Linked DNA regions of Homo sapiens: regions 1 and 3 are each linked to region 2. A link is a loop called in an ENCODE intact Hi-C map of the cell type or tissue named here. Cell type or tissue: endothelial cell of umbilical vein. All regions are shown on one strand.

Evidence for each region. Hi-C counts contacts between places; a loop is a spot of excess contacts. Peaks named below come from ENCODE experiments on the same cell type or tissue, not always from the same donor. Only the 100,000 strongest peaks of a DNase experiment are listed, where the experiment ranks them.
Region 1: it touches region 2 in a loop (5-fold over the local background); 4 of 110 quality-filtered maps call a loop at or near these places.
Region 3: it touches region 2 in a loop (4-fold over the local background); 5 of 110 quality-filtered maps call a loop at or near these places.

Annotation. Positions count from the first base shown.
Region 1 is chr3:65,894,790-65,902,789 of GRCh38, reverse strand. All of the region lies in intron 1 of MAGI1 (membrane associated guanylate kinase, WW and PDZ domain containing 1), which reads left to right. It overlaps MAGI1-IT1 (MAGI1 intronic transcript 1), which reads left to right. Exons shown (of 3, transcript NR_145422.1): 2 at 1-193. All of the region lies in intron 1 of MAGI1-AS1 (MAGI1 antisense RNA 1), which reads right to left. Among named protein-coding and RNA genes, the nearest start is that of MAGI1-AS1, 5.0 kb to the right of the region's middle. RefSeq lists an enhancer at 1-898 and a silencer at 1,222-1,516. In endothelial cell of umbilical vein, no CTCF peak of the experiment used is centred here; DNase peaks (open chromatin) are centred at 1,379 and 3,389; H3K27ac peaks cover 866 bases.
Region 2 is chr3:65,960,251-65,968,250 of GRCh38, reverse strand. All of the region lies in intron 1 of MAGI1 (membrane associated guanylate kinase, WW and PDZ domain containing 1), which reads left to right. Among named protein-coding and RNA genes, the nearest start is that of MAGI1-IT1, 9.7 kb to the right of the region's middle. RefSeq lists an enhancer at 3,268-4,467. In endothelial cell of umbilical vein, no CTCF peak of the experiment used is centred here; DNase peaks (open chromatin) are centred at 3,820, 4,290 and 6,380; H3K27ac peaks cover 2,034 bases.
Region 3 is chr3:65,912,473-65,920,472 of GRCh38, reverse strand. All of the region lies in intron 1 of MAGI1 (membrane associated guanylate kinase, WW and PDZ domain containing 1), which reads left to right. All of the region lies in intron 1 of MAGI1-IT1 (MAGI1 intronic transcript 1), which reads left to right. It overlaps MAGI1-AS1 (MAGI1 antisense RNA 1), which reads right to left. Exons shown (of 3, transcript NR_046575.1): 2 at 6,292-6,382. Among named protein-coding and RNA genes, the nearest start is that of MAGI1-AS1, 23 kb to the right of the region's middle. RefSeq lists a silencer at 4,625-4,919. In endothelial cell of umbilical vein, no CTCF peak of the experiment used is centred here; a DNase peak (open chromatin) is centred at 4,782; H3K27ac peaks cover 392 bases.

The DNA.
Region 1 (8,000 bases), 65 kb after region 2:
TCTGATTCCCAAGCTGGAGGTAATGGCGTGTGTCCTGCCCTAGTGCTGCTCCCTGATGGGGAGCATGCTCAGTTTCCTGCATTCAGGTACGAGCAGAGACTTGGCAGGATCCGCCCCGTTCAGAGTTGCAGGAAGAGCCCTGGATGCCTGTCGCAAATTGGAATAAGTGGGAGGGAGCCACAGGCTGGTACAGGTAAGAGAGCTCAAGCTCTGTCTTTTCACAGCTAAAACTTAGCCCTTCTGCTGTGATTCTTAGGAGGGCCAGGGGTGCTTCCTGCAGGAATGAATGACTTGTAGGAGCTTACTTTACATACGCAAGGGGCTGGGCTGTGGCTGCCTTCTCAAGTTCTCAAGTCCGTGTCTAGGGGCTGCTATCTTCCTGAATTGCTGCGAATTTTACTGCTAAGGAACCATCTTGGCTGAGTTTGTTTTCATTCTACTATATGAGGTTGGGCTTGCATTCAGACTGGGAGCAGTCTGTGGCTTCCCTCCTTGTCAGATACTTTGGAGGTGGGAGCAGTGTTCAGGAACCTGATTCTCTAGGCAGACACAATTGCGATGTGAGAGTTTTCTCTCTCCTACAGCTTTGCTTGTTTGTCTCCCTCGTATTTGTAAAGCAGTAAAATACCAACCTGTAAGATTATTGTTTAGTAAACATAAGCAAATCCAGACATTTATTCCCTACTATTGCTATATTTAGAAATGATCATTAATCCATATCAGAGAACTCTCACAAATATATGTTATTTTTGCATTCCTTAGCGTTTAATAAATATCATGGGGAAACATTAAGAAGTATGTTATCCTTTTGAGGAGACCAGTCTTGGTAGTTCTTTTTGTGTAGTGAAAATGATGTATTAAAAAAAATAATGAATTTTAAAACCTCGTAAGTATTTTCTGCAGCAAAATAAGGATGTACTTGTAAAAGTGCTAATTATTGGAACCCTGTGGGATAGCAGGCATTTGTGAGTTTTTAGGCATTCTGGGATGTATACATGCAAAATTGTGGAGGGTGCTGAGGAAATGAGAACAGTAGAATTAGTCTATACAAAATTTGCCTTTTTCGCAGAATCTGGGGATTGGACCAGAGCCCCGATATAACTTGAACAGAAGTTATTTGTGTATGTAGATAAATGATTTTCACCGTTCTGAAGCTTAACAGAAATATTTTCAATAGGGAAAAAACCTTGCCGTTGCAGTTCTTTATTTTCCACAGCGATAGCAAGCCACAAGTGAGAGAATGTTTTTAATTGAAATCACATAACTTCATCTCAGCCAACTTCCAATTGCTTCCCCTTTGCAGCGTTTTGCCAGAGTTTCAAACAAGACTGTACAAGAAAGGAAAAGAATGTGGTATTCACAGATACTAAAACATTGTAAAAACAACGCTCATATCTCCAGCCAATTTCGTCACCACGTGACTCTCACCCTTCCACCGAGGATGAACAGAAATGTCATCCATACACTTTCTCTGAGCTCCCAGTCTCTGGTCTGGGCCTGCATGGTGGATTCCTCATCATTGGAAAGACCACCCTGGGCTATTTTGCTCTTCCTTTTGTGTGGCGTCATCTTTTATTTTTTCCTTGTCTCTGGATTGTTTTGGTTAGAGAGGAATAGTCTTTATGTTGGGCTCTGCGTTGCAAGTAGTATAAATGCTCTTGAGCAAAAATAAAAAGAGGATGTTTACTGTAAGGGTATCTGAAGCATACCCAAGGTAAGGGTTATCCAGTGTAGGCCAGTTTTGGAAACACCCCGGGACTAAGACTTTGAACCTTATCAGGTTTTTCTGTAGGTATTTTTCATTTCCTGCTGAATGCGCTCTTACTTCATTCTTCTGTTCTCTCAAAATAGACTGATCTGCTTCCCAGAGCCTGGCTGTCCACACTCCTAGCATATACTTCTTCCTCTCAAGGGTTCATCCAGACTGAAGCTGGAATCTCTTAGTTCTGATTGTAAATACCAGGGAGAAGGATTCTCAATGGTTCATAATAGGTCAGATGTCTGCACCTGTGGCCAGCGTAATGGCGTTCTATGCGAAAATGATGGCTGAAAGTATGTCTTTTGTAACCTATAGGGGTAAGAAAATGGCTAGAAGACTGGGGAGACAGGGTATTCATCTGGTAACCTGGTGGTGTTCACCACAGTTGCCTTTTTGTGTTTCTTTGTGGGGCCTCTTACTAACTCCCTCTTCACGCCAATTTCAAGTTCATCAAAACCTAGTCAAATGGTGAGTATTTATATGTGTGGTGTTGGACAGACAGATATGGCTAAGTAATTCTGTACTAGTATATTATGATTAAGTGAACATTTATTGAGTGCTTACCATATACTAAGCCCTTTTTCAAGTCTAACACTAGGCAAATAATACATGACTCTTTTAATTTTTGCTCACACCTTTATCACCTCTTCCCAATTATAACACTGTGTTTTCTGTCTACCTCTTACACATCATGTTCATTGTAGTGAGTGAGAAGTTATCTTGAAGGTTGGTTAGTGATGTTGTGACTTTTACCTTTTATGTCCTGGGTGATGGATGGGATTTTTAAGAGTTAATGAGTCCAAGGATGCCTGACATAGGAAAGACACGATGTTGCGTGTGTCCTTGCAATAACGTGCAAAGCAAGACGATGGGTGTATACTGCCTATCTCTTGTCCCCAAGACAAATCCATTAGTGTAGAAAGCTCGTTTTTTTTTTTGGGTCCAGGTAATTGTAATCATGGGACACATGATAATGTAAAAGCTAATCTGAAATTCTTTTGGAACTTTGATTACTCCCTTTGATCTAAGTATGTAAGTGATTAACTGCAAGATATGTGAAAAATGTTCCTTTCCCCTCATCTTTGGAAGCAAGATCTGTATTTCTGTGGGTGCAATGCCATCTTAGCACTCTCACTTTGGACTTGACCAAGACTTCTATGGTATCTGAAAAATTAGTGCATCAGGAAGGGTTTATTTTAATTTGGGTTCCTTAATCCAGTTTTAACTTTATCCCCCTTTGAAAGTCCCATTCAGAATGTAAGCAAGTTAGCAGAAGTATATATGAAACTGTATTAGATATATCTTTGGGGCTCCATATGTATGGAGAATTAACATTGGCACCAAGGCCCTTGCTGCAAATTCATTTTTCCAGCATAAAACATGAGAATAGGTCATAGTTGTTCTTTCTGTTTTCAGCTCTCTTAATTTTATTCCCCTGGTATTGTTGTCTGTAGGGATTTTTATCCCAGTTATGTCACAAAAGGATGGTAGTGTTTTGCCATGGTGGCATTTCCATTATCTGTCAGCACCTCTGAAATGATCTCAGTTTTTTCTGAGGTTGACATTTCCTCCCCTGCCTTCCTGTGATCTGTTTTCATTTCTTGATAAGTCTGATTTCTTCAGCGGAATGGTCATAATGGGACATGTTATTAGTAAGAATTGTAAAGAGAAAATGGACCTGAGTAGTTATGAACTTCCTTCCTCTGATGACTCTTTTCCTGGAGCTGAATCCTCACATTTTACTTTTTCCACTGTGAATGTATTTTCTGTTTTGAAAGATATCCATTTAGAATATATTACTTAAAACACCTTTAGGCTGGGCGTGGTGGGTCACACCTGTAATACCAGCACTTTGGGAGACTGAGGTAGGAGGGTTGCTTGAGCCCAGGAGTTCCAGACCAGCCTGGGCAACATGGCGAAACCCGTCTCTACAAAAAAATTAGCTGAGCGTGGTGGTGGTGTGTGCCTGTAGTCCCAGCTGCCCAGGAGGCTGAGGTGGGAGGATCACCCGAGCCTGGGAAGTTGAGGCTTCAGTGAGGCAAGATTGTGCCACTGCACTTCAGCCTGGGCTGCAGAGTGAGACCCAAGTCTCAAAAAAAAATTTTTTTAAATTTTCTTTAATTATTTAAAAATATATTTACTTAAATTGACAAATAATAATTGTACATATTCATGGGGTACATATGATATTTTGAAAACATATAATGTATAGTGATCAGATCAGGGTAATTAGCATATCCATCTTCTCAAACATTTATCATTTCTTTATGTTGGGAATGTTCAATATTTTCCTTCTAGCTAGTTGAAACTATACAATATATTATTATTAACTATTACTTTGCCTTTGGTTGCTGTCATTTTCATTTGCTTTTCTATGTCAGTATATTTTGAAGGACTTTGTATACTAAGTGTTTCAAAATAATAGGAACTTTTGTGAAATGAGACATAGCAAATGAAGGAGCCATGAACTTACTCCTATTTTCTATACCTGTCAACAATTTGAATTTCAGGGTTCTTTTGTTTTGTTTTGTTGTTTTTCTTTATTTGTGTATATAATTTTTTTACACGTACATATGTACACATACAAATGAACAAGCCTGTGTGCATTTAATTTTTACAAGTAAATGCCTACTTTTTATGATGCCACACTAAACTCTTCCATATTACTGCCTTTCCCTAGGGTTTTGTAAAATAGTGCTTTATCTCCAAGCTACTACCCAGCCGCCTTTTATTTAAAGTGTTCAGTGGACCATTATTTGGGATGAATAAAAATTCGATGTTATGCCACAGAAAGGTAGGATTTTGGGGAGAAACAAATACAGGAAACAGGTGGAAATAGATACATTGAGAAGAATCCTTTTGAGCAGGGATTTTTGTAGAAAACATTAAACCAAATCGTATATCAAACTCTCTGGCTGGTGGTCAGTCTAATCACAAGCATTTATTCTTAAGTGTCCTACAGAGAGAAAAAGCTGTTTATGGCTGTATCTTGAGTTAAATATTTGGATTTGGACTGCAAGTTAATTTTAGGGAGAAAACATCTGTCTTTCTGAAAACAGTATGCCTTTAAAAGTGATCCCTGTGGTAGAATGTTGTTGAAATGCTTAAATGCTTTCCATTAAGTTTTTTTTTTCCCCCCTTTTCCTTTCTTTCTTTTTTTATTTTTTTTGGACAGGATTTTACTCTGTTGCTCAGGCTGGAGTGCGGTGGTGCTATCATAGCTCACTTCGGCCTCAACCTCCTGGGCTTAAGTGATCCTCCCACTTCAGCCTCCCTAGTAGCTGGGACTGCAGGGGTACACCACCATGCCTGGCTGAATTTTAAAAAAAAATTTTGTGGAGACAGGTTCTTTTTTGTTGTTGTTGTTGTTGTTTTTTAATTATACTTTAAGTCCTAGGGTACATGTGCACAACATGCAGGTTTGTTACATAGGGGTACATGTGCACAACATGCAGGTTTGTTACATAGGTATACATGTGCCATGTTGGTTTGCTGCACCCATTAACTCGTCATTTACATTAGGTATTTCTCCTAATGCTATTCCGCCCCTGCCCCCCACCCCACAGCAGGCCCCAGGGTGTGATGTTCCCCACCCTGTGTCCAAGTGTTCTCGTTGTTGAATTCCCACCTGTGAGTGAGAACATGCGGTGTTTGGTTTTCTGGGAGACAGGTTCTTGCTGTGTTTCCTCAGCTGGTCTGGAACTCCTGGGCTTAAGCTATCCTCCTGCCTTGGCCCCTCAAAGTGTTGGAATTAAAGTCCATTAATTTTCTAATGCAAAAGAGTGTGGTACATGTTTATTACAGAACTATTAGGAAGAGCTAACCCAAAAACTCACCTGTTTTTCCACCTATCAAATATAACCAGTTTTATTCTTTAGTGATGTACTAAATATAGTACAAATAAAAAAACAGTATAACAACTATTTACATAACATTTGTATTGTATTAGGTATTATAAGTAATCTAGAGATGATTTAAACTATACAGGAGGATGTGCATAGGTTTTATGCAAGTACTGTACCATTTTATATCAGAGATGTGAGCATCTGTGGATTTTTGGTATCCAAGGGGATCCTGGGAACCAATTTTTCTCGGATATGGAGGGGCAATTGTATTATTCTAGTTGTATTATGTGTAGGTGTATAAAATCAAAATTTATATTGAACAGTATACATTTTGTTACTTGAATATTCATTTCCTGTGAAATCATGAACAGGTTGCCATGTCAAAGAAAAGCCTCACCTGCTTTTACACTATCATTTTAAAGTTTTACTTAGTATTTCATTGTATGGATGTATACTGTCCATATTATTGTTGGGTATTTAGGTTGTTTCCAGTTTGTTTGTTTGTTTGTTTGTTTGAGACGGGGTCTCTGATGCCCTGCCTGGAGTGCAGTGGCACAATCATAGTTCACTGTAACTTCAAACTTATGGGCTCCAGCGATCCTCCTGCCCCAGCCTCCTGCATAGCTGGGACTACAAGTGTGAACCACCGTGTCCAGCCAGTTTTTCATGTTTTAAACAACTCTTTGTTGAATGTCCTTGTAGCTAAATCTTTGTCCACATGATTCGTAGTTTTCTTGGACAAGCTCCACAGATGTGATATTCCTGAGTCCAAGGTTTTGATAATTTCAAGTCGTTTTTTCTTCTTCCTAAACCACATATAACTAAATTGTCCTCGATTGATAACCTTCCTGTCAGCCATGGGCATGGTTGTACTTTTTTTTTTTTGTCGTGATTACTGCTGTTAGTGATAATAATAAAAATACTTATTATATACGCTGGTGGGTTTCAGTTTTGACTGGGACTTCAGTTTTCTTCCTTGTCTGAGTCCTGTTACTTATGCCTGAATTTAAAGTGAGTGGGAACATTGGCCTTTTGTCTATTGCCTATAGGGAGAAAAATACCGCAGTGGGTGGAGATTTTGGTCTGGCTGGGGGCTTCCCCATGTCAGCCAGGCTGTTAGGTACTATTGAGCTGGTCCTTGCAGCATCACTTCTTGAGGTTTACAGAGATGCAATGGTAGTGGGTCAGCCTGTATTCCTCTCCAAGCTGGGGGCAGGGGCGCTGAGTGAGTGTTTCCAACAAAGAACAACCTGGGTATCTATCTGCTTGTAGGCAGCTAAGGAATGCTGAATAATTAATAGCTTTCCAGGGAAATATTACTTGCTATAGTTGAATATTCTTTTGGATTTAATGCCAGCTATAGTTTGATGATTGAAAAGTCCCTTTGAGGAAAAAGTGTTTAGAAGCAAATATATTGATGGTACTGATAAATACTGTTTTTCAATGTTAAAATGGAGGGTAACTGACGTAAGTTTGGATGGGGCTTCATCATCTCAATGACTTTGATTTTAGCCATTACTGTGCACTTGGCACATGAAACTATAATGAATTTAGGTTAAGTTATTCCCTTTGATACAGAAAGCTGCCGGATAGATAGATGGTCATTGATCATATAAAGAGTCTTTGTAGGGATTTGGAAAGAAAAAATTAGATTATTGTTTGAAGACAAAGGTAGTGTCTACCATGCCTTGCCTTCTCGAATGAATTGTAGTACTTTTGAGAATTCTGGTCTCTGACCCTGAGGGTGGCAGTTTAATTTCTGAAACCTGAAGGTGTCACACAAACTCAGACCAGCAAATTGCCTGTATATTTCACATGTTGTGTTCCTTAATGCCCATGGTTAAGACATTGAGTGGAGAGAATAGGGGCTGGAGAAGAGGTGCTGAAGTTTTGAATGGGGGACTCTGTGTGTTGTACTAGCTGTGAACCCGTCTAGGGAACAAGTGCTGACACTGCCCACTTAGAAGAAGACACATTTGTTAAAGAAGTACAGTTGCCTTTATGTCTGGCATTTTAGTTAACCAGTAGCAAAATAAAGGACTGATGGATTTATTATCAGATTATGCCCAACCATGCACATATTGCCAAGTCCTCCATGAACATCACAGATATCTAAAATAAAAGAGACGTTTTTATTTGTTTTAATAAATAACATTAGCTAGCACCTCCGTTTCCAACCATTCAGTCCTGTTTGGAAATGCCACAGTGATGGGTGTGTGTTATTTTGAACTCATGTGAAGGTTCCATGACAACGGTAAACATTCATATTGCACATTTTCATAAGGCAGTGAATCTGGATGAGGCAAGTGGCCTCAGCCGGCAATAAAGATGTGTTATGAAATTTCCCATGCCAGAAGAGACACTCATAGCTGGGATTGGCCTTTTCAAAAGCAGTT
Region 2 (8,000 bases):
TTCCTGGTTCAAAAGGTGGACACATTTCATGTTTTTGTTCGATATTGCCAAATTGCTCTTTCAAAAAGATGCATCATTTTTCACTTTTGCCAACTGTATAAGAACATGCCTAAAATTTAATTCCCTTTCTTACCATATTTTTCTTTCCATTTCTGTCTCTCATTTACTTGCTTCCCTTAGACCTAGTCTAGAAGCTGTCAGGCTTTCAGTTCAAGGGTTTATCTCATTACATTCCGTACAGCACCAGTCATAGGAGCATTTGTGAAAGACATAACCTGTCTCCTTTGAGAGCACTGCCTCAGTTTCCTCCTTGACCCCCAGGTGTGGGCATTACCGCTGCAGACTCACGCCTCCTCCCCTTTAATCGCTGGCTCAGCTTCACCTGGATGAAATCCCCTTCCTCACTCTTCCTTCCCTTCCATCCCCTGGGAGGTCTTCAAGAGCTGGTACTCATCTATAGAGCCTGAGAAGTTGAAATCTGTTAACTTGCCTTGGGTGCTTGCCAGTACTTAAAGACAGGCCTGGTTGGACCACTGCATTCTTTGTCTTTGTAGGAGAAGCCATATTTGTTTGCATGTACAGCGTCAAGAAACGTTTCCTGTCGACTGCTTTGGCCTGGCATTTCCATTAACACTTTCAATTGGGAGATGGTTTCTCTAGCTTAGCTGGCAGAGGACCCAGTTTTACAGCCCATCTGCTTCTCTCTGTTTCTCAGCCATTGGCCCCAGTTGGGGCAACCTGTAACTGGAATCTGTGGCCTATAGATTTTAACTGGGTTACTTTTTGGAGGGGAGGCAGGTCGGGGTGGGGAAATCCTTTCATCCTGACATTATTGGCGTAACCTTTTTTTTCAGTACGCTTCCATCTTTGAGGAGGAGATGACACTCTGGGCTCTTCCTTGCTCTCCTCCCGATGTTTTCTTATGAAAAATTTTAAACATACAGCAACGTTGAAAGAATTTTTTAGCAAACACCTGTATGCCCGCTACTTAGATTCTGCCACTGACATTTTACCATGCTGTTTTATCACATAGCTGTCCAACTGTCTATCACTCTGTCTACCTTTTTGGGCTTTTTCAGTGATGTTTCTCCAGCATTTCAAAGGCACCATGGTATGGGTAGTTAGGAATATGTGCTGTGGTGCCAGACTGTCTGGGTTTGAATCCTGGTCTACTGTCCACTAACTCTGTGACTCTGGGCAAGTTGCTGAGCCTCTTTGTGCCTCAGTATTGTCATCTGTATAATGGAAATCGCGGTAGTGCTAACTTCATAGAGTTTTGTGAGATTAAATGTATTAATACATGTACGACACTTAAAACAACGGTTACTGTCTATTAACCATTTGGTATATGAAAGAGAGTAAGTGCTAAAGTAATGTTCATTTCATGGATTTAAAAAAGACTAATTCAGTAGGTGTCATGGATTTTAGGGAGAAGCAACTGTGTGCCTGGTACTGTGCCAGACATTTTATGTACATTGCCTCATTTGGTCTTCAAAACCACCTTAAGCAGATTATCCCCACTTGCAGATGAACAAGCTGATGCCTCGTAATTAGCAGCAATGGGGTTTGATCACAAATCTATTTTATTTCTATGGCCATAATCTCTAGGCTTTGGCCGCGCCCCCACTCTCCCCGCTCCCCCCTACCCCTGCCCACCTATCCTGGAGTACAGTGGTGCCATCATAGTCCACTGCGACCTCGAACTTCTAGGCTCAAGCAATCCTCCTGCCCTGGCCTCCCAATAGTTGCCCTTTCTCTTTTTGTCAGTCGCAAGATGCAGAAATTTCAGGATTCTATAAGGTGGCAGAGATTTCTGTGATTGAATAAAACAAATAGGTAGACGCACCTAACTATTATTTATTATTATTATTATTTTGGTGTAACTTTTAGCTATTGAAAAGTCAGTCTTGCAGAAGAGAGAACACCTTGCTGTTTTTTGTAGTTTGGTAAAATACTGTCCCTTCCATTAGTATTTCCAATTCAGAGGGCTTTTGCTGTATGGGCTTTAACTGACTTAGCTGAATAGGAATTACCATGGGGTATTTTGGCAGTGCCATCATTGGTCACCTGTTTAGCTTCTGAGATGCTAGCAAATTACTCTTAGTTTGTTGTCCAAAATATTTTGTGGGAAGAAGGTTAGAAAATAGAAATAAGTATACTACTGACTCTATCTCATACATGGAAGTTTTGAGGACAAACCACACTCCAGTTGGTCATTTACCCTAGATTGTGGCATTGATACCGTCTTCTATCTCTGAGAAGTAACCCATAGTAAGCAGTATAAAGAGGAGGGTGACTGGTGGGGCGTGATGGCTCACATCTGTAATCCCAGCACTTTGGGAGGTGGAGGCAGGCGGATCACTTGAGGTCAGAGTTCGAGACCAGCCCAGCCAACATGGCGAAATCCCATCTCTTAAAAATACAGAATATTAGCTGGGCATGGTGGTGCATTCTACTAGGCAGACTGAAGCAGGAGTGTTGCTTGAACTTGGGAGATGGAGGTTGAAGTGAGCCACTGCACTCCAGGCTGGGCGACCGAGTAAGACTCCGTCTCAAAAACAAACAAACAAAACCAAAAAGAAAAAAAAAAAGGGTGAAACAGAGTCCTCAGATTTTGTCTTCTCACTTGAGTTCCTGCTTCAGTTCAAATTCATTCCTTTCCTCCTCTTCCATTAATCCTTTCTCAGTTCTTGAGATTACATCAAGTAAGTCTCTATCAGGTGTTAATATGTCTTCAGCACCCCCTAACATTTGCTAATTTTCCTTCCTAATTGAGAGACCATACCTTTTAATGGCAAGATTTTGCTTTCAATGTATTTGCTTTTAGTTACTTCATTTTTATGGCAGCTGGTTCTGCATGTCTATTCCTAGAGGTGATATGAAGTTTCCATTTAAAATATATTTAATTACATGAAAATAAAGTGGTTTTAAAAAGGGTAACGTGGAATAGTAGAAGTGGTACCCATATGTGGCAAAAGTCAGGAGGCTGGGATGCAAATGATGGAAGTTCTTTTGAACACTGAATTAAATGATCCTCGGAGTTTGTATGTCTGGTCTCCATTGACAATGGATACTCTGGGCAGATGGAACATTTACCAAATAGTTGCATCTGTTTTGAAGGTACTCAGTGGAAAACCATTTATACTCTACATCTGTTTCTTGGCTAAGAAAAATATATGCAGTAGATTCTGGCCACTTAGGAAAGTTTTAGAGCAAGGCTAATTATGCCTTGGGGCTTTGGCGAATGTGCTTGTCTTTATGAAAGAGTCCTTGGCATCATCAGTACCTAGAAGTAGATATGCATATGCATATAGTTTCCGGGAGAGTTTCTTATTGAAATTCTTTCCATTTCTTGTGTGGCCTGGACATCCACAAAAAGGGGACTGTGTATCTGTTGGACTTGGGGGTGGCTTCCTAAGGCTGTTGAACATAAAAAAGGGGCATCCTCAGGGAATCCCCTGAAAGTGAACCTAGGATATGCCTGAGGATTTGCATGATTCCTGGGGATTCTGGTCAGGGAGACAAAGGTGTGCAGCTGCTCAAAAAATCTGTCTGAGTGGAGTTAGTGCTAAACAACCTGAAGTTTGGAGAGGAGTGGAAGTTAAGGGCGATAGCCCTGCCTTGAAAAGAGAACCACATACTCACCGGTGATAACTTGTGGACAGTTCATGGAGCTATGAGAATGGGAGCAAATGAAAGAGATGGTGGTTCCCCCCGCCCCCGCACTACCCCCAAGATGTATAAAAGGATATACCTTTCTTTCTATCTCAATAAGAAAGGAACCAGTGACTCATGCCCTGTTCTATGAAGTGTTCTTCTCTCTATGACTCATTCACTCTCTGACCCACAGATATAAGTCCCTGTTTGGAGTGTCAAGGTGATTTCAGATGACCTTTCTTTCTCCTTTGTAGGGTCTGATTTTGATATCAGTAGGGAGGTGATACTCCCACAGTTAGGGCTGCCATACCTCAGCAGGTGAGTGGTTTGGCTTCTCTCAAGTCTTAACATTGTTTTTGTTTGTGGATCTCTGACGCTAAGGTAATTACTGGGGGCAGAGGTACACTGTGAATGAGACAGGGACAGGATATTGAAAGACAGGGCAGGGCAGTTGCTGTGCTTAATGGGTTAAAATTGTGTTGGTTTCTCAGTCTTCAGGATGGTGGCTCAAAGCTTCCTTGCAGAAATGTGATGCAGTAAAGATTAATGTTAACACCCTTAACAATTATATTAGATGAACTAGACTCAGGAATCTGACTCACTGCCCTTCATTGGAAGCTTGGCTTAGTCATTTCCCAGCCTTGTGGTCTCAGACAAATTTCTTAATCATTATGAGCTGTATTTGTCTAATATATGAAAAAGTGTTGACCTTCAGTCCACAGATATCATTAAGTACCACTCTATCCCTGGCATTGTGCCAAATCTTGAAATAAATAAATGTATACAACAAGCAAAGCTCTCTGTCTTTATGAAATTTTTCTCCTGTTTTGGGAGTGTTGTGCGATTTCAAGTAAAATAGTGCATGTTAAAGTAGTTCGCATAGGGCCCTTTTAAAATCATATAAGAATTATTATAGAAAAGTTACAAACTGCCCATCCTACATTACATTGTCATTATTTTTATTTATTTATTTATTTAGAGACTGAGTCTCGCTTTGTCACCTAGGCTGGAGTACAGTGGCGCGATCTTGGCTCACTACAACCTCCGCCTTCTGGGTTCAAGTGATTCTCCTGCCTCAGCTTCCTGAGTAGCTGGGACTATAGGCGCATGACACCATGCCCAGCGAATTTTTGTGTTTTTAGTAGAGACGGGGTTTCACCATGTTGGCCAGGATGGTCTGGATCTCTTGACCTTGTGATCCACCCACCTTGGCCTCCCAAAGTGGTGGGATTACAGGCGTGAGCCACCACACCTGGCCGAGCTACTTTTTTTTTTTTTTTAAGAGACAGAGTCTCGCTCTGTTGACCAGGCTGGAGTGCAGTGGTGCGCTCTCGACTCACTGCAACCTCCACCTCCCGGGTTCAAGCAATTCTTCTGCTTCAGCCTTCCCAGTAGCTGGGACTACAAATGCCACTCCCAGCTAATTTTTTTTTTTTTTCCCCACTGTGTTGGCCAGGCTGTTTTCGAACTCCTAAGCTCAGGCAATCCATCTGCCTTGGCCTCCCAAAGTGCTAGGGTTACAGACGTGAGCCACTGCGCCTGGCCAGATTGTCATTATTTTAACAGCAGAACTCTCTGAACAAATTACTTCATTGTTTTATATGCAGTGTTTAAAAAAAAAAACTCATCTTGTTTTAACTTTTTTTTTTTTTTTGCTGACACTTGAGGTAAAACCTAATTTCTCTGCTCATTTTTTTGTGACTTTCTTTTTCTTTTCTCCTCTTCTTCTTCTTTTTCTTCTGCTTCTTTTTTTTTTTTTTTTTCCCCCCGAGACAGAGTCTCGCTCTGTTGCCCAGGCTGGAATACAGTGGCATGATCTCTGCTCACTGCAACCTCTGCCTCCCATGTTCAAGTGTTTCTTGTGTCTCAACCTCCTGAGTAGCTGGGATTACAGATGTGGGCCACCACGCCCAGCGTTTTTAGTAGATATTGGGTTTCACCATGTTGGCCAGGCTGGTCTTGAACTCCTGACCTCAAGCAGTCTTCCCACCTCAGCCTCCCGAAGTGCTGTAATTACAGACGTGAACCACCTCGCCTGGCCAGTGTCATGACTTTCTAATGGACGTTTTGATGTAACAAAGCTGATCTTCCTAAATAAGCAAGTTGGAAAGTACATTTGTTGTGTGTGTAGTTCCTGGAGGAACTTTAGTACACTTGAAAAATACAATTCAGAGGCCGGGCGCGGTGGCTCACGCCTGTAATCCTAGCACTTTGGGAGGCCGAGGCGGGTGGATCACGAGATCAGGAGATCAAGACCATCCTGGCTAACATGGTGAAACCCCGTCTCTACTAAAAATACAAAAAAAAATTAGCCGGGCATGGTGGCGGGTGCCTGTAGTCCCAGCTACTCAGGAGGCTGAGTAGGAGAATGGCGTGAACCACTGCAGAGCTTGCAGTGAACGGAGATCGCACCACTGCACTCCAGCCTGGGCGACAGAGAGAGACTCCGTCAAAAAAAAAAAAAAAAAAAATACAATCAGATTAATGTCCATGAGAACAAACAGTCCAAATATGCTTTCTTCTTATCTTGAAACTACTGATATGACGGATAGGAGGAGACAAACAACCTCTTCATGAAGACTATGCCCAGTCACTTCATGGAAGCTGTCCCAATTTGGAAATAGCTTTTTCCAAAGCACTTAGCTGATTTGCTCAGGTGGCTCCCAGACTCTTAGCTCTAACCAAGCAATTTGCTGTAAACTTCTTTCTTCTCAGCACAATGGAACATTCATGATGTTTATCTGGCAGAAACTTTATTAAGGGAAGCCTGACAGGAAGGTTGGGGGAAGAGGAATGGAGTCTGTCTTTATTGGAAAGTTTGTTTCTTGAAACGTGTAAAATGACACGAATGGATGTGGTTCTTTGATATCAGTTCACCTCCTGACTGCGCTGAATACAAGGAACCCTGTTTTCTGCGGAATGCCTTAGTAAGGCACTATCTAGGCACTCACTAGACCTTTAAAAACAAGTCATTAGTTTCTCCAAGAGGGCTTCATTTTAATATTATTTTCTAAGATACCCTGCATAGCATATTTAAGGGTCTTTCTATGTTGAATGCACAAATGATTTTTCAGTGGATTTTTGGGGGGTTTTTACATGTTTTCCTTAATTTACATGAGGACTCTTTATTATACTGATCATCTATTTAGTTAACAGTGTACAGTTCAGTTATGCATTTTGCAGTGTTGCATAAGGAACTGGAGTTGAAAATAACAGTTGTAGTTACCACCCAGGAAGGGAGGGGCTGAATAACTGAATGAATTTAAAGAGGTGAGGGGAAATGCATTATGGGTAGATAGTACCAAGCTCAAGGTGACTTCTGTAGATTTGTGTTGACTAATTCTTCGACTGGACAGAGACCAGTTCGTTTCCTAGCTGTCTGTCCTACCTTTAATGCATTGCAGTAAGTGGTAATAGCCTGTTGCAGGGGTACACCAAATGGACACAGGAATGCCCCCTTCTGCCTTCCCCTCTTATCCCTAGATGAATGGTGTCATGGAAATTCAAAGGTTATTCCGGGATTTCATGTTAGTTGAAAGCAAGTTTTCTTATTTCTCATTTGGCATATCAATTTTTGCAGGCCTGCCATTTCAGGCTGGCCCATGCTCTGTACTGCCTATAGCATAGAAAAGACAGATGAACTTATAGCTTAGAGCCAAGGTACAGAAAGTAAATAAGAGTGATGTCTTCTTAATAGACAAGGAAGGAATCTATTTAACTGGGGTATTTCAACTCTTTTCTCAGAATTTTCTTTGTGGCCATATAGGAGCAAGGATGGTGAAGTTATATGGAAACAAAGGTGGGGAAATTACAGACAGAAATGGAAGAGTTGAAAGGAAGGAAGGATAACAAGAGCCCACCTCCCTGCAGTCTGCTCAAGGGAAATCTTGTACAATTTGTGTGGACAATGAAATTTATAATTTTGGCTTCAAGCTTGGGTGACTTTCTCCTCTCTGATTATAGGAAAAAATATTATAATTAAATTAGGATTACGCACTTTTTCCCCTCTTCAGTGTCCTTACATAGGACAGACATCCTTCTTGTTTGGTGACCACAGGGACCAGTGACATCCTAGTTTTCTTGGAATTGTTTGTACTTATTGCTTTATTAGAAACCGCCCTATAGTCAGATGTCTTGCCCACCCTTCTTCAGTTCTTTTCCCCCAAGATGTCAAAACCCTGGTGAGGAATCTGTGAAATGTGAACTATGATTTGGTTGTATGAGGTTCAGTGAAACAGCTGGAGGTTTTCCCAGCAGAAGGCTAACGCAGAATTGTCTAGACATCACTTTTTTCTTATCTAGTCAAGCTTTTCTGGGAGCTTTTCCACATGAGGAATCTAGGC
Region 3 (8,000 bases), 48 kb after region 2:
CATGTATTATACCTTAAAAAGAGATGGTTCAGGATTAGAAATTCATACGGTGTTTGTGTGTGACTGTCAGAATTTGATGGAAGATCCAATATGTTCTGTTCCCCACTGCTTAAAACTAAAAAGAAGATAATTTTAGAGCCCTTGTTTTTTAATATCACTGTTTTTAATGACTATCACAGGGGTCTTTGAGAAATTGAGGGCACAGGTCGAGGTGTTTAGCTGGAAGGAAAAAATACAGCAGGATGCAGGTGGAAACCAGCTCTTTAAATAGATGGCTAATATGTGTAAATGAAGTTGGCCAGATTCTGTGTGGGCCCTAAAGGATGTGAACAGGACTGTTGTGGGTAATTTGTGATGTGCAAAACTCCCTAAAATAAGTGTGGCTGCCAAGAAATGTGGTTTGTTCACTGATTCAGAGCTTTCCAAGTCTAGTCTGGGTCATTGCGAGAAGTTTGTGTGAATTTAAACATCGGACCTGAAGTTAGACCAAGTGACCACTTAGATTTATTTCATTCCTGAGTTTCCAGGAATCTTAAGTTGGTGACCAATGGGATAAGATTGAAAAAAGTTAAAAGGGGTTAAGATGATGGAAGGTCTGTGATGTCTGGCTAAAACTGAGAGTTCTAGTGTTCAAAGCAGTAGTTAGATATCAGGAAGCAGGCTGACAGACTGTATGAGAGAAATTATTCCAGCCGTGTATAATGGTCACTGTTAACAAAGCCTCGAATGGGGGAACGTTGCCTTTTTCTAACTTGAAAAATGTGAGAGAGAGAGAGAGAGAGAGAGAGAGAGAAGGAGAGAGAATGAGAGAATGAAAATATATCCAAGTTACCTCCTGATACCTTCTCTTGTGTAAGCATTTTTTGTTTGTTTCTTTTTTGTTTGTTTGTTTTTTCTTTTTGTTTTTTTTTGAGACAGGGTCTTGCTCTGTCACCTGGGCTAGAGTACAGTGGCACAACTGTAGCTCACTACAGCCTCAAACTCCTGGGCTCAAGAGATCCTCCCCCTTAGCCTCCCAAGTAGCTGGGACCACAGGAGCGTGCGCCACTCCTGGCCAATTTAAAAATTTTTTTGTAGAGATGGGGTCTCCCTGTGTTGCCCAGGCTGGTCTCAAACTCCTGGGCTCAAACGATCGTCCTGCCTTAGCTTCCCAAAGTGCTGGAATTTACAGGCATGAGCCATTACATCTGGCCCTTGTGTAAGCATTTTGGAGGTTAAGAAGTAGAAAATCAAATTGTTTTTACATTTATAACTTCAGAATGAGAAGTCAGCATTTTGTCTCCTGGGGGGAAAGCTCCCTCAAATTCAATGAAATTAGTTTAGTGTTCTCCAAAGGAAAAGCCAGTGAAATTCTGTTGAGCAAGGATCATGAAAACTGATAGTCTTCAGTCTTCACAGATCAATGTTAACCATACTATCTGGTTTCATGTGTAGTGAGTGCCCTTGTGGGCACAGTATTGTTTCCCAGAATAATTTGGGATTCCAATTTTATACCCTTTTGGCTAGTTTACATTTTGTTTTGTTTGTTTGTTTTTTTTTTGAAAATGAGGATTATTATCCTTCCTTGAGAAAAACAGATCACTCTGCAGTATAATTGAACTCCTCTTAACTTTTTGTAAGCATTCTCCTTAACTTGCATTTATTTGTTGGTAGGGATAATTTGAAGAGAAGAGCATTTTAAATTCTTTGAATTTAAGCAAACAATAATTTTAAGCTGACCTGCGTAGTCACCAAGCAATAGGATGAAAACAACTCATTTGTTGGCAAAAGAAATCAGTTTAAGAATGTTGTGGAGGCCGGGCGCGGTGGCTCACACCTGTAATCCCAGCATTTTGGGAGGCCAAGGCAGGCGGATCATGAGGTCACGAGATTGAGACCAGCCTGACCAACATGGTGAAACCCCATCGCTACTAAAAATACAAAAATTAGCTGGGCGTGGTGGTGCACACCTGTAATCCCAGCTACTCGAGAGGCTGAGGCAGGAGAATTGCTTGAACCTGGGAAGCAGAGGTTTCAGTGAGCCGAGATCGCGCCATTGCACTCCAGCCTGGTGACAGAGCGAGACTCCGTCTCACAAAAAAAAAAAAAAAAAATGTTTTGGAGCAAGAGTATAATGCACAGGTGAATATATGTTCCCAACCCCAGATTTTTAACCAAGAGAAGCAAAAGTAGAGTGCAGAAAATTGACCTGAGAGAGTTATGTAAGTTTCTTCTTAAACTACAGATGCCCTTCTAGGTATTTAATAAAAATGCTTAATGATAGGAATTCATGTTTACTGATTCTGACCCTACCTCAGTGTGTAGATATTCTCTTTGTAACTGTAAAATTAGTTTCATTCTTTTATTTTTCTGAGTAGCTGTTTAAAAACAATAGACTTCGTTAGAGCATTTTTAGATTCACAATAAAATTGAGAGGAAGGTACAAAGATTTCCTATGTACCCTCTGCTTCCAGCCTGTGCACAGCCTCCCCCATTATCAACGTCCCCCACCAAGGTGGTACATTTGTTACAATTGATGAACCTACATTGACACATCATTATCACCCAAAGACCTTAGTTTACATTAGGGTTCATTCTTGGTGTTGTACATTTTATAGGGTTGAACAAATATGTAATGACACGTGTCCACCATTATAATATACAGACTAGTTTCACCGCCTAAAAATTCTTGGTGCTCTACTTATTTATCTCCCCACTCCCCTAACTTTTGATCTTTTTACTGTCTCCATCGTTTTGCCTTTTCCAGAATGTCAGATAATTGGAATCATATAGTATGTAGCCGTTTCACATTGGCTTCTTTCACTTAGCACTATGCATTTGTAAGTTTCCTCCATGTGTTTTCATGGCTTGATGGTGTGTTTCTTTTTAGTGTTGAATCATATTGCCTTGTCTAGATGTACCATAGTTCTTTTATCCATTCATTTACTGAAGGATGACTTGGTAATTGCACATAAAGCTTTTATAAACTTTCATGTGCAGGTTTTTGTGTGGACATAAGTTTTCAACTCCTTTGCTGAATACCAAGGAACATGATTGCTAGCTAGATTGTGTGGTAAGATTATGTTTAGTTTTATAAGAAACTGCCAAACTGTCTTCCAAAGTGGCAATATAATTTTGCATTCCCACCAGCAGTGAGTGAGAGTTCCTGTTGCTCCATATCCTTGTCAGCATTTGGTGGTGTCAGTGTTTAGGATTTTGGCTTTGCTAATAGGTGTGTAGTGGTATCTCATTGTTGGTTTTATTTTTCAATTTCAAAAGTGCTACTAGTGATGTAGAAGGATAGAGGAGAAAGGAAACCCTGTAGCCCCATGTAACTCCTCATCCTTTAGAGTTAATGGTATAATATGTATCTTTCTAGATGTTTCTCTCTTTATGTGTAAGAAGGTGGAAATGTCTAAGGATAAGCTTAAGAAATAAAAACAGATTATTTCAATTACCTTTGACATTATAAATTTAAAATATAAGAAAACACCTGGCAGTCCAGACAAATTTTTAAAGAAGTCAAAGTTAACTTTTTTGGACCATTAATATATTACGTGTATGATTATCCAAGATTTTAAAAAGTATACAATGAGAACAGTAGAACTTATCCCTGACAACTGTCTTCTCCTATCCTCATTATTTCATTATTTGGTTTCTCTGGAGGTAGTGGCAGGGTGTGTGTGTGTGTATGTGTGTGTGTGTGTGTTAGTGTGTGTATGATACATGTACTTAAGTAAGAAATTCATGTATATAGGCCAGGTGCAGTAGCTCACATCTGTAATCTCAGCACTGTGGGAGGCGATTGTGGTTTGGCTGTGTCCCCACCCAAATCTCATTTTTAATTGTAGCTCCCATAATTCCCATGTGTTGTGGGAGGGAGCTGGTGGGAGATAATTGAATCATGGAGTGGTTTTTCCCATTCTGTTCTTGTGGTAGTGAAAAAGTCTCACAATATCTGATGGTTTTATAAGGGGTTTCCTCTTTCACTTGGCTCTTATTTTCTCTCTTGTGTGCCACCACGTAAGGTGTGCCTTTCGCCTTCTGCCATGATTGTGAGGCCTCCCCAGCCACATGGAACTGTGAGTCCATTAAACCTCTTTTTCTTTATAAATTATCCAGTCTTGGGTATGTCTTTATCAAGCAGCATGAGAACAGACTAATACAATGGCTGAGACGGGAAGATCACTTGAGGCCAGAAATTTGAGATCAGCCTAGCTATCATGGCGAAACCCCGTCTCTACTAAAAATACAAAAAAACTGGTTGGGTGTGGTGGCATGTGCCTGCAATCCCAGCTTCTTGGGAGGTTTAGGCATGAGAATCGCGTCAACCCGGGAGGCAAAGGTTGCAGTGAGCTGAAAATGTGCCACTGCGCTCCAGCCTGAGCAACAGAGCAAGACTCTGTCTCAAAAAAAAGAAAAGAAAGAAATAGATGAATATATATATATAATATACTGTGTATTGAATATTATAAATTATATGTATATAAATATATACATATTATATATATTCACATTTTATATATGTATCATATAAATGTATATGTATTTCTTACACAGAAATGATAATAAATACACAAATTTGCATCTTGCTTTTTCAACATAAATCAAAGCTTGATTCACTAAGTTGAGTCCTTTTTTCAGGGTTATTTATTTTTAGAAATAAGGAAGCACAAATGAACTGCTTTGTCCATAGAGAGGAAAGCCAGGAAGTATAAAATGCCATTAGTTACCTGATAGTCATCATTTTACCAAGCAAAGAGAAGGCAGTTTTCAGGAAAGCATATGGAATATGGCTCTTGATGGAACTACGTGCCACTTGAAGGATACACTGGATAACCCAGAGGGATGATTCACAACCAGTGCAGCTGTAAACTTTTCTTTTAATTAGGTAGGAAGCACCTGTGTGTTATTCATCGTTTTTCCTCTTCCCAGTCCAGTCTCTTCAGGGATTTTAAAAAAAGAAAAAGACCCAAACAATTTGGAATTTAAATTTTCTGTAGGAGAAAGCAGCCAGTGTCTAAAAAGGGGCAAGTGTGCAGATCATCTGCTGGAAGACAAGGTGAGAAGAGTAACTTGAACGGGTGTGAATTTTAGAGGGCAAATGACTGTGCACATTGCAAGGTGTTTGGCATGGAGCGATGTGTTAGCATCCCGTTGGTGTTTGGATTTATGCTTCTGAATTGAGTATTTAAAAATATTTAACAGAATTAATGCTAAATATGTACAAGCTGCTGTTCAAATGTGAACAGTCCTAGCATTTGTATCTCCTGTGGGCTCTGAGCATTACCATGAGATGGCACCAGCATCCTTTCATGACCTCTGTGTGGCAAGAGGCTAAGTGAGACTGGTCATATGATTAGCAGTTTCTTGCAAGGGACTGATCAACATCATTTACCACACAATTTGCCTAAGAGATTGACTTTGTCCTTGAATGAGTTGTTCTAAATGTGCATTATAATGCTAGCCTAAATATGCTTTGTAAAAAAATTATCAACTATCATTTATTGAGTGCCTACTACATGCTGAGAGCTTTACAAATTTATTCCTGTGTAACTTTCACTACTATCCCAAGGGGGTGCTATTATCTTCATTTTATAGATGGGGAAGTTGATGCTCAGAAAAGTAACATATCTTACCCGAGGTCATGCAGCAGGTTACTCTAAGCAATTGAACTCTGTTGTACAGTGCTGAAACCCTTTGTATATGTACATATATCCTGTAAATATCCATCCACCATAAGCAAATTTGTTTGGCACATTTGGGTTGATACTGTTCTCAACTTTGTGATTTGTAAATTTAATATGCTTATTAGGCATTTGTCGAACATTAGGCTCAAATCCTCTTAAGGATGGTGGCCTTCCCAGAGCTCTCAAACTGGTAGCCTGTGGGCTGGATTTGGACTGCACCTGTTTTGTTTTGTCTGAGGGGAGCTAGAGTCAGCACTGTGTTTTAATTGAATTGAGCGTGAATGCCTTGAGGCTTGGCTTGAACTCTCAGGTCCCCTCTTAGTCTCCATAATTCTCTACTTTTTCAGACATTGTCTGCTTCACTAGTTGAGGTTATCTGCATGGCCCCTGATGGCATTTGAATTTGTGATGAAACCAGGAAGTACCCCAGTTTGAATGTGTTCATTTGTGGGTTCAGATTAATTAGTTAACAGATCGATCTTTGTTCTGAAATAAATGTTGCTGGATTTATGTTGCTCACTATGCAACAGAGAGTTGACTTTTTTTTCCAGGCTTTTCACAGGAGGCCCTCTGTTGGTAGAAGTCCCCGCCGGGTTTATGCTGGCTGAGTATGTATGCTGACCTGTGGATGTAGTCATATGGTGCATCTCTTGAAGGCTGATGTTTGGTTGATTGTAGTATGCCCTGAGGTGATTTTGATCATGAAGCTAAACCTAATGGAGAAAACATGAAAGCCAATTAGTTGTTAATAAGCATTAGGGGAGAAAGCAGGGTCTAAGATCCTCTTTTCTTCCTTCTTTGTCTCCCTTTGTCCTTTCTAATGGTCTCTCTGGGTTTAAAGCAATTGCTTTCTGGGTCCATGTGAGTGTTTTCTAAATTGCCAAGAATATTCAGGAGTGTTAGAACCCCTTGAATTGAAGATAAAGACCTTGGGATACACAGTCAGTGGTAGAATTCCTCCATGGTACTCTACTCACATTGCCTTCAAAAAATACGATATGTTCCGAAGGAATTTCTCCTCCCTGTATTTCCTCTGTTAACTGTCTTCTGCTGTGTTTTCAGTTTGTTTTCTGTGGAACACCTGCCTGAAGGATGCTCTTTGCAAATAAGTTTGCAAAATGCTTTTTATTCCAATACTTTGTTAGGGATTTGAAAGGCATCTCATGGTAAATGCTCCAAGCAGTACTGTGTTTAAGGAACCTGTTTTGCCCAATGCAGCATTTCCCAAATTAGTGAACTAACAGAACCCTTTCTGGAATCTCTCCTTTCTGAACACTACCTCCCCATCTTCCGAAACAACCTATACCTATTAGCTTTCTACAGGCCATACTTTGGGGTTGCCTCTCCCAAATTTAGGTCAGAATTTAGGTAGAAATTACCTGAAAGCATTGAACCATGTTTTGGATTTTTTGGGGGGGTTGGGGAGGAGGAATAATCCTAATTCCATCTAAATGCAATTTTGTCAAATATGAAAAAATGGTTCTCAAAGAATTGAACTTCATGGCTTGGAAGTGTTTATTTATTATTTTTTGTTTGTTTTTTGAGACAGTCTTGCTCTGTTGCTCAGGCTGGAGTTCAATGGCACAATCTCTGCCCACTGCAACCTCTGCCTCCTGGGTTCAACCTCCGCCTCCTGTGCCTCAGCCTGCTGAGTATCTGGGATTACAGGTGTGCACCACCACGCCTGGCTAATTTTTGTAGTAGGGTTTTCACCATGTTGGCCAGGCTGGTCTCGAACTCCTGACCTCAAGTGATCTGCCTGCCTTGCCTCCCAAAGTGCTGGGATTATAGGTGTGAGCCACTGCGCCCAGCCCCTTATGGCTTGGTAGTATTTAAAGAGATCAAACTAGATAAAAGTTTACTTTATTCTTCATGATGTCTGATAGGTTGTTTGCTGATATAGGTGCTGTGTCTGGTTTTCCTTTCATGACTTGTACCTAGTGTAGCTATTTATAGTGTATTTGACAAACTTTTCCACTTGTAGACTCAGGTAGGCCTGCTTGACCTCCTCTGGGGATATTTGTTAATGTCTTGTCAGAGTTGATAAAATTTTCCATGTTCATGCTTTCTTTTGATTCTCATAATAATCTTCTAAGGTAACTAAAAAAGAATCCTTATTTTCACATTTGATTAAGGAAGCTGGTCCTAAGAGATTAAGTCACTTGGTCAGGGTCTCTTGGTGAGGTACTTAAGTGAAATTGGTTTTCCAGGTGCTGGTCTTCCTTTTCCAAACTAATCCTACTTTGCGTGTGACCTGAAAAACATTTTTTTGTTACCTGTTTTTGTTTGTTTAAACATGTACTTGTTTATTAGACGAAACAGGGAGCCCAA